2 separate regions of the Homo sapiens genome follow, and region 1 is linked to region 2. The links are chromatin contacts, found by Hi-C or POLR2A ChIA-PET in ENCODE. All regions are on one chromosome and are shown on one strand. The core of a region is the stretch at or near the end of the contact, and the rest is flanking DNA. Distances in the headings are between cores, read along the strand shown.

Evidence for each region. A loop is a pair of places that touch in the nucleus more often than their neighbours do. ChIA-PET counts read pairs that join two places held with the same protein, here RNA polymerase II (POLR2A). Pooled maps may share reads with other maps.
Region 1: a loop to region 2 is called in a map of posterior cingulate gyrus, with 9 times the contacts of the local background. The contact joins the promoter of IFT22 here to the promoter of COL26A1 in region 2. A Hi-C loop is called at or near these places in 2 of 168 maps with a recorded cell type or tissue (Caco-2 and posterior cingulate gyrus) and 6 of 50 pooled maps. POLR2A ChIA-PET finds 5 or more read pairs at or near these places in 14 of 52 experiments (A549, BJ, Caco-2 and 9 more).

What each region holds. Positions count from the first base shown.
Region 1 is chr7:101,318,794-101,323,239 of GRCh38, reverse strand. It overlaps IFT22 (intraflagellar transport 22), which reads left to right and starts at 1,428. Exons shown (of 5, transcript NM_022777.4): 1 at 1,428-1,569; 2 at 4,208-4,284. The coding sequence starts at 1,531. RefSeq lists a silencer at 1,586-1,705.
Region 2 is chr7:101,360,686-101,365,250 of GRCh38, reverse strand. It overlaps COL26A1 (collagen type XXVI alpha 1 chain), which reads right to left and starts at 2,376. Exons shown (of 13, transcript NM_001278563.3): 1 at 2,061-2,376. The coding sequence starts at 2,218. RefSeq lists a silencer at 1,003-1,242.

The sequences.
Region 1 (4,446 bases), core at 179-2,678, 41 kb after region 2:
AAGGACTTGAGGTCAGGGGTTCAAGACCAACCCAGCCAACATGACAAAACCCCGTCTCTACTAAAAACACAAAAATTAGCTGCATGTGATGGCATGTGCCTGTAATCCCAGCTACTCAGGAGGCTGAGGCAGGAGAATCACTTGAACCCGGGAGGTGGAGTTTGCAGTGAGCCGAGATCACACCACTGCACTCCAGCCTGGGCGACAGAGCTAGACTCCATCTCAAAAAATAAAATAAATAAAATAAAATAAAAATAAAAATAATAATAAAAAAAAACCTGTGCATGGGAATGTGCATGGGAAAACACTTGACAAGCGGCACTCTGCAGGGTGGTCTCCCCATCTGGCCTAGAATCTACCAGGACGAAGGGACTGTGCAGAACCTCAAGTGATCCACCTGCCTCGGCCTCCCAAAGTGCTGGGATTACAGGCCTGGGCCACCGCGGCCAGCCAAGTAGTTCTTTTCAATACAAAGACTATGTAACTATGTTACCGAAGGTTAAAGATTTGATACGGGGTTGACTAGAAATTTTTGTCATTTCAGCCCTTTTATGGGCTAGCATATTTTGTACCGGCACTCTCGGCACATAGACATTTAATATCATGGCTTATCCAAAATTCTGACTTGACTCTGTATTTTCAGACTGACCTAACTGATTGAATTTAGCAGCAATGTTTCTAGACACCTGCACTGACTAAACGATTCCAGTCATCATCTCTTTGGTTTCTCCTAGGTCAGACGAATGATAGTGAGTGGTGAATCCTTTTACAGAAACCAGACTTTCACCTGATTTTTTCTGAGCTGTGCCACGGCAGTGATAAATCGGCTCCCAGGTGGACGGCCACAGTGATATCATGCCACAGTGATAAAGGAGTCAAGGCCTGGTTCCAAGGCCAGCTTGGCACTTGTATGGCCTGTCTGAGCTCTCGGGATTATTGGGAGAAACAAAGGTTTGGAAACGGCCATTCCGCCCCCTCCTGGAGTCTTGCTTTCCGCGTCTCTACCGAGACTGGTGGAACGGGCCTGCAGTCCCAGAATTTTGGGAGGTGGAGATGGGAGGATCATTTCAGCCCAGGAGTTCGAAAACAGCCTGGGCAACATAGCAAAACCCAGTCTTACAAATAAAAAAATTTTAAAAATTAGTCGGACGTGATGGCACATGCCTGTAGTGCCAGCTACTCGGGAGGCTGAGGCAGAAAGATCGTTTGAGCCCAAAAGTTGGAGGTTGCAGTGACCCGAGATCGCGCCACTGCGCTCCAGCCTGGGCGACAGAGTGAGACCCTGTCTCTAAAAGAAATACAGGCCAACCCTGCAGAACCGCGTCTGCAGCCCGGGCTTTGTGGCTTCTCTCCGACCCCCTCCCAGTCGCAGACGCGCCCGCTTTCCGCCCCGCGCGCCGGAAGTGGCCGAGTCCCGTCGGCCCTGCGGGCCTCTCTCCGTCGCCATGGAAACGAAAGCGGCCAAGTAGAGCTCCGTCCTGACGCGCCGCCTCCCGTGGGCTCCGGCCGGCTAAGCCGCGGCGGACAACTATGCTGAAAGCCAAGATCCTCTTCGTGGGGCCTTGCGAGGTAAGTCCTGGCCCGGCGCGGCAGAGGGAGCGGGGAGCAGGCCTCGGGGCCTGGGCGAGCGCAGGTCCCCACCCGTCTGATCTGCGGCTTGCTCCCGGAGGCGGGAACCCGGGCCCACCGCGCCCATCCCGACTGGCGCCCCTGCCCTTTCCGTGAACTCGGTGCTTTCAGACCTTGATTCCAACCACTGCCCGGAGGAGGTAGTGGAGGCGAGCCCGGTGTTAATGAGCCCCGAAGGCCCAAGGTACTGAGTGGCATCATTGGAACCATAGCCTAGGTTTCGTGACTCTTTCTTTTGCCCCCGGGATCCCCCTAATGAATGCGTCTGTGGGTCTGGACTTTTGTTTGAGACAGGTTGTCGCTGTGTCGTCCAGGCTGGAGTGCAGTGGTGTGATCATAGCTCACTGCAGCCTCGACTTCCCTGGGCTCAAGCAGTCCTCCTGCCTCAGCCTCCTGAGTACCTGGGACTACAGGCGTGCACCACCACGCCCGACTAAATTTGTTGTTTTTGTTTTGTTTTGTTTTTTTGAGACAGAGTCTCGCCCTGTCACCCAGGCTGGAGTGCAGTGGCATGATCTTGGCTCAGTGCAAACTCCGCCTCCCGGGTTCAAGCGATTCTCCTGCCTCAGCCTCCTGAGTAGCTGAGATTACAGGCCCACGCCATTACCCCTGGCTAATTTTTGTATTTTTTGTAGAGGTGTGTTTTCACCTTGTTGGCCAGGCTGGTCTCTGCTGACCTCAAGTGATCCGCCAGCCTCGGCCTCCCACAGTGCTGGGATTATAGGGATGAGCCACCGCGCCTGGCCTTAATTTGTTAATTATTTGTAGAGACAGGATCTTGCTATGTTGCCTAGCACCTAGGCTGGTCTCCAACTCTTGGGCTCAAACAGTCCTCCCGCCTCAGTCTCTCAAAGTTCTGGGATTACAGGCATGAGCCTTTGCTCGAGTCCTGGGCGTTTTACTATATGGTCCTGGAACCATTGGCTATTAATGTGTGTGTTGGGGGCGTGGTAGTGGGGATCACATCTACATGTATACTTCACATCATCCACAGAAATAAAGCTCAGATGGACTAAGGCTAAATGCGTTTAAAAAAAAAAAAAAAAAAAAAAGGCCGGGCGCGGTGGCTCACGCCTGTAATCCCAGCACTTTGGGAGGCCGAGGCAGGCATATCACAAGGTCAGGAGATCGAGACCATCCTGGCTAACACGGTGAAACCCCGTCTCTACTAAAAATACAAAAAATTAGCCGGGCGTGGTGGCGGGTGCCTGTAGTCCCAGCTACTCGGGAGGCTGAGGCGTGAACCCGGGAGGTGGAGCTTGCAGTGAGCCAAGTCTGCGCCACTGCACTCCAGCCTGGGAGACAGAGCGAGACTCCGTCTCAAAAACTAATAATAATTAAAAAAAAAAAACCCAGCCGGATGCGGAGGCTCACGCTTCTAATCCCAGCACTTTGGGAGGCCAATGCAGGTGGATCACCTGAGGTCAGGAGTTCGAGTCCAGCCTGAGTAACATGGTGAAACCCCATCTGTACTAAAAATACAAAAATTCGCTGGGCTTGGTGGTGCATGCCTGTAATCCCAGTGACTCGGGAGTCTGAGGCAGGAGAATTGCTTGAATCCGGGAGGCAGAGGTTGCAATAAGCCAAGATCGCGCCATTGCACTCCAGCCTGGGGAACAAGAGCGAAACTCCATCTAAAAAAAAAATAAAATAAAACCTGTAGAAGTCTTAGGCCAGGCACAGTGGCTAACACCTGCCAGCACTTTGGGAGGCTGAGGTGGGGAGACCACTTGAGCTCAAGCATTCAAGACCAGCCTGGGCAACATAGGGAAACCCCATCTCTACAAGCAATACAAAAATTAGCTGGGCATGGTGATGCACACCTGTAGTCCCAGGTGGCTCAGGAGGCTGAGGCAGGAGGATCACTGGAGCCCTACAGATCAAGGCTGCAGTGAGCTATGATCACATTGCTGTACTCCAGCCTGGGCAACCGAGCAAGACCTTGTCTCAAAAAAAAAAAAAAAAAAAAGCAATGTGTATTACTCATATAATCGAGATGGACAAACAGCTGCATGTGAGATTATGAGACAGCTAGCCACGAGTCCCCAGGCTGACTTTGATCCTCTCTGTGACCTAAAAGAACTCCTTGGCTGGGCACAGTGGCTCATCCCTATAAACCCAGCACTCTGGGAGGCCCAGGTGTGTGGATCACCTGAAGTCAGGAGTTCGAGACCAGCCCGAGTAACATGGTGAAACCCCAATTTCTACTACAGATACAAAAGTAAGCCGGGCGTGGTGGCAGGCGCCTGTAATCCCAACTACTCTGGAGGCTGAGGCAGGAGAATCGTTTGAACCCGGGGGTTGCAGTGAGCCTAGATCACAGCCTGGGCAACAAGAGTGAAACTCTGTCTCAAAAAATAAAAATAAAAACTCCTTAATCCCATGCTCCCTGGACCCCAGACCAGGCTGTGCCCACTGCACTAGAGCAAGACAGTGAGGTCGTAACCACCCCAGTGATCTCAGGGTGCCCATGACCTATACTGCACCACACCGGGTTCCAGGCCACCTCTTGGGGTCATTTTTTTGGTTTCCTTTTCTGCCTTTCAGCAAAGACCTTTATTTGCACTCATTTTCACAGAGTGGAAAAACTGTTTTGGCCAACTTTCTGACAGAATCTTCTGACATCACTGAATACAGCCCAACCCAAGGAGTGAGGTGAGCCCTGACAAATCTGTGTCCCAGAGTGTCCAACTGGCTCGGCAGGGAGGCTCATTCCTCTAATCCCAGTGCTCTGGGAGGTCAAAGCGGGAGGATCGCCTGAGGCCTGGGCAATATAGGGAGACCCCGTCTCAACTAAAAATAAAACATTAGCCAGGT
Region 2 (4,565 bases), core at 1,127-3,626:
TATATATTATTCTGTAACTTGAAAAGCTTGTTTTTTAGACAATCCTCATATGGAACTGTGCAGAGGCCACACTAGCGTGGGTGTTTGGAGAATGCTCCTCATAGAAGCCCCGGGTAAGTATTTCCAAACAAAATGAGAGAAATAGGATTGCATACAAACTTTTCCAGAGGCACTTTTATGCTTTTCTGGGTCCCGCCCTATTCAGCCATGACTGTATATTTCTTCCCAGCATGAAACATCCCTGTCTCCTTGTTATTAAGGAATTAGCCAGAAATCATCTTGGAGTCCTCTGATTTGGTAAATATCAAGGAGAAAAAAAGAACTAGGAGCTGTCTTTTAGCTTTGATAGGCAGAGCAGTATGCTAGAAAACACCAGATCTGGGCCTGGCGTGGTGGCTCACGCCTGTAATCCCAGCATTTTGGGAGGCCGAGGCAGGAGGATCTCTTGAGGCCAGAAGTTTGAGACCAGCATGTGTAACACAGTGAGATCCCACCTCTACAAAAAATCAAAAAATTAGCCAGTCATGATGGTGTACACCTGTGATCTCAGCTACACAGGAGGCCAAGGTCGGGGGATCACTTGAGCCTGGGAGATCAGGTTTGCAGTGAGCTATGATCGCACCACTGCATTCCAGCCTGGGGAGCAAGCAAGACCCTATATTAAAAAAAAAAAAAAAAGAAAGAAAGCACAAGAGGTCAGTCCTGAGTGGCTCCTAGGCCTAGCAAATCCTGAGCCTCTGTTTCTTCAGCTAAAGGAAAGATACTACTCTAATGTTTTAACCCTAGGGTTGTTAAGGATCAAAAGAAATGGAGATTGGGAGGCCAAGGCGGGAGGATCGCTTGAGCCCAGGAGTTTGCGACAAGCCTGGGCAACAGAGTTGAGATTCTGCCTCTGCAAAAAAAAAAAATTAAAATATAAAAAAGAGACGGAGGGAACAGACACAGGTAGTGCATTCCAGAGCGCTGTCATAGCTGTGTAGGTTGTAGTTATCACTAAATGAGAAAAGCTAAATTCAAGCGAGTTATGCAAACGAGGCGTTTGGCAACTTTTACTTGCATGCTTATGGTTTTCTGGGGAAATTCAAATGCGGGCTCCGGAGCCGCAGCCCTGAGCGTCCCGGGGGTGGCCATGGCGCCACCTGCCGGCCGAGAGGAAGGAGACGCCTGGCGGGTCCCGGCGCCCGGGCCCGGTGACCCTGCGCCCTCTCCAACCCCGCCACGGAGCCACCCGATCCCAGCCGGTTCCACGTCCCGGGGTGGCTGGGGAGTCGCAGCCGAGGATCCTCCGCGGCCTCAGCCCCAAAGACTGGGCGGGAATGACCCCTCTGGTGTCCTGGGGCCGCTGATAGGAGAGGGGTGCCCGGGACGCGAGGCCTTGGCCACCCGAGAACCTGCTCCGCGACACAAAGCCGCAGCCGCGCAGGTGAGCGGCAGAGCCACGTGAGCGGCCGAACGCCCCGGGCAGAGCCCCAGCCCCAGCCACGGCGGTCGGAACCACCTCTACTCGGAGCCCGGAACGAGGGGGCGAAGGTTGGGGAAGCGAAGAAAGGAAGGGACAGGGTGGGCGCGGCCAGAGACCACCGCAGCCCCGGAGCCGGACCCGAACCTTCAGCCCCCGCAACCCCGCAGCCCCGCAGCCCCGCGGCCCCAACCCCCAGCCTCCTCCATCGCTCGTTCCAGCTGCCCCGTCTGCAGCCCCCAACCCCCGCCGCCCCGCGCCCCAGCCCCCAATCGCCCTGCACCCAAGGCCCTTCGGTCTTTCCCCCCGTGACCCCAACCCCCAGCCACCGCCATTTCGTCCCAGTTGCCCCGTGTCCCCTGCCCCTGGCATCCGCCACCCCGCGCCCCCAGGCCCGAATCGCCCCGCACCCCAACCCCCTCCAGCTCTCGTTCCAGCTGCCCGGTGTCTGCAGCCCCCAGTCCCCGCTGCCCTGCGCCCCCAAGTCCCGGATCGCCCCGCTCTCCAGCCCCCAAGCCTCGCTCCAGCCACCCAGTGGCCAGGGCCCCCGCTGTCCGCTCCCTCCCCCCACCCCCCGGCCCCTCGGCCCCGAGCTACTCACCGGCGGCTCGCGTAGCCGCTGCCAGGGGAGCCGGCGCCGGGCTCGGGGTAGCCGTGCTGCTGCAGAGCTGCGGCCGAGAAGGGATAGAGGAAGCCGGTGGCCAGCGCCGACCCGCAGAGGCAGCAACACGCCCAGGGCAGGAGCAGGGCCAGCTTCATCGTGCGCAGCAGCCCGCGGGGACCCGGAGTCCCGGGCACGAGGACCGGCAGGAGCGCACCGGCGCCCGGACCGAACCCGCGGCACCGGCCGGGAGCACAGCGAGAGGAGCGGGGCGAGCGGTCGGAGCCCGGGTGCGAGCTGGAAATGTGTGGGGGGCGCCCACGCCTCTCCGGGGCCGCCTTTTCAAATTCGGCGAGGTGGGCTCTAAGCCGTCAAAGGGGGCGTGGGGCTTTTTTGTTAACCCTCGGCGGTCCGGGGCCGAGGAGGCGGCAGTGGCGGCAGAGCTAGGGTGCGAGCTCCGCAGGAGGTCCCTGGAGCCTAACACCCCGAAAGCCAGACCTCGCGCCCAGGCCCCCGCTACACACCTTAGAACCTTTGAAACCAAACCTTCTTCGGGTCCGCGAATGCTTTCGGAGCGCCCATTCTGTGTCTGCCAATTTCACCTGGACGATGTTGGTGAATCCTCGCCACACTGCCCTCGATGGTCCCATTCAGAAGTGGAAACTGAGGCTGGAGAAAGTTAAGCCAGACAAATGCGAGTCTTCCGATCCTTGTGCAGGGCTCTTTGGATCAAAGCGCTGCGTTCCCGTGAGAAACTGACCAGAGCTTCCCAGGATTCTCCTCCTTCCCCTTTAACCTCCAGCCCCCACCTGCCCCGCTGTCTCTTCCAGGTAAGAAGCTTTGGGAGGGGCGGAAGGGTCAGTTGGGGTGAGAAGTTGTAGCTAGATTGGGAGGCCGAGGTGGGCGGATCACCTGAGGTCAGGAGTTCGAGACCAGCCTGGCCAACATGGTGAAACCTCGTCTCTACTAAAAATACAAAAATTAGCCTAGTGTGGTGGCAGGTGCCTGTAATCTCAACTACAGGCTGGGCTGAGGCAAGCCAATCACTTGAACTCAGGAGGCGGAGGGTGCAGTGAGCCAATATCAGGCCACTGGCCTCCAGCCTGGATGACAAGGTGAGGCTCCATCTCAAAAAAAGAAAAAAGTTGTAGCTAGAATCACAGATTCATGAGACATCCTATCCAGAAAAGGGCTTCAGGAAGATGTAGGACAATCCCACCTTTTATAAACAGAAAAGCAGAGTCCTAGATCCCATGCTGGGCCCAAGGCCAGCCTGGACCCAAGTTTTGGTCTTTTCTATGTTGCAGGATTCCCATAGGGCTTGGACCCTGCTCCAGGCCCAGGTGGGACCAGAAATCCAGCCCGTACTCTACTCGCCCGGGTTAGGAGCATTTTGTTCCTTTTTTTTTTTTTCTTTTTCTTTTTTTTTTTTTTTTGAGTTGGAGTCTCGCTCTGTCACCCAGGCTGGAGTGCAGTGGTGCGATCTCGGCTCACTGCAACCTCTGCCTCCCGGGTTCAAGTGATTCTTCTGCCTCAGCCTCCCGAGTAGCTGGGATTACAGGCAAGCAATACCATTTCGGGTTAATTTTTGTATTTTTAGTAGAGACGGGGTTTCGCCATGTTGGCCAGGCTGGTTTCGAACTCCTGACCTCAGGTGATTCACCCACCTCCGCCTCCCAAAGTGCTGGGATTACAGGTGTGAGCCACCTAGCCCGGCCTGGGAGCTTTTTTCCTAATTCTTCCAAAAGCAACCTAAGGGTGCAGATGCCCTGAGGCTTGCTCTGCCCCTGTGACCAGTTGAAAACTCCTGTCTGTAAAATGCCTACAGGATGGAGAAAAACCATCAAATATGGAAGTGTTTGCTGGACTGGAGCACATTTTGCAAAAGGATTGTAGAGGCCAGTGGCAATGGCTCACTTCAGTAATCCTAATCCTTTGGAAGCCGGGCACAGTAGCTCACGCCTGTAATCCCAGCACTTTGGGAAGTTGAGGTGGGCAGATTACTTGAGGTCAGGAGTTCAAGACCAGCCTGGCTAACATGGTGAAACCCTGTCTCTACTAAAAAAATAGAAAAAATTAGCTGGGCGTAGTGGCATGCACTTGTAATCCCAGCTACTCAGGAGGCTGAGGCAGGGGAATCGCTTGAACCCGGGGTTGCAGTGAGCTGAGATCATGCCACTGCACTCCAGCCTGGGGGACAGAGTGAGACTCCGTCTCAAAAAACAAAACAACAAAGACCTAATGCTTTGGGAGGCTGAGGCGGGAGGATTGCTTAAGGCCAGGAGTTCGAGGCCAGCTTGGACAACATAGTGAGACCCCCCCATCTCTACAAAAAAAAAAAAAAAGCAAAGCGTGGAGGTGTGTGCCTGTAGTCCCAGCTACTCAGGAGTCTGAGGCAGGAGGATTGCTTGAGCCTAAGGGTTCAAGGCTGCAGTGAGCCATGATGGTGCCATGACACTTCAGCCTGGGTTACATACTGAGCCTGTCCTTCTCCCCTCAAAGAAG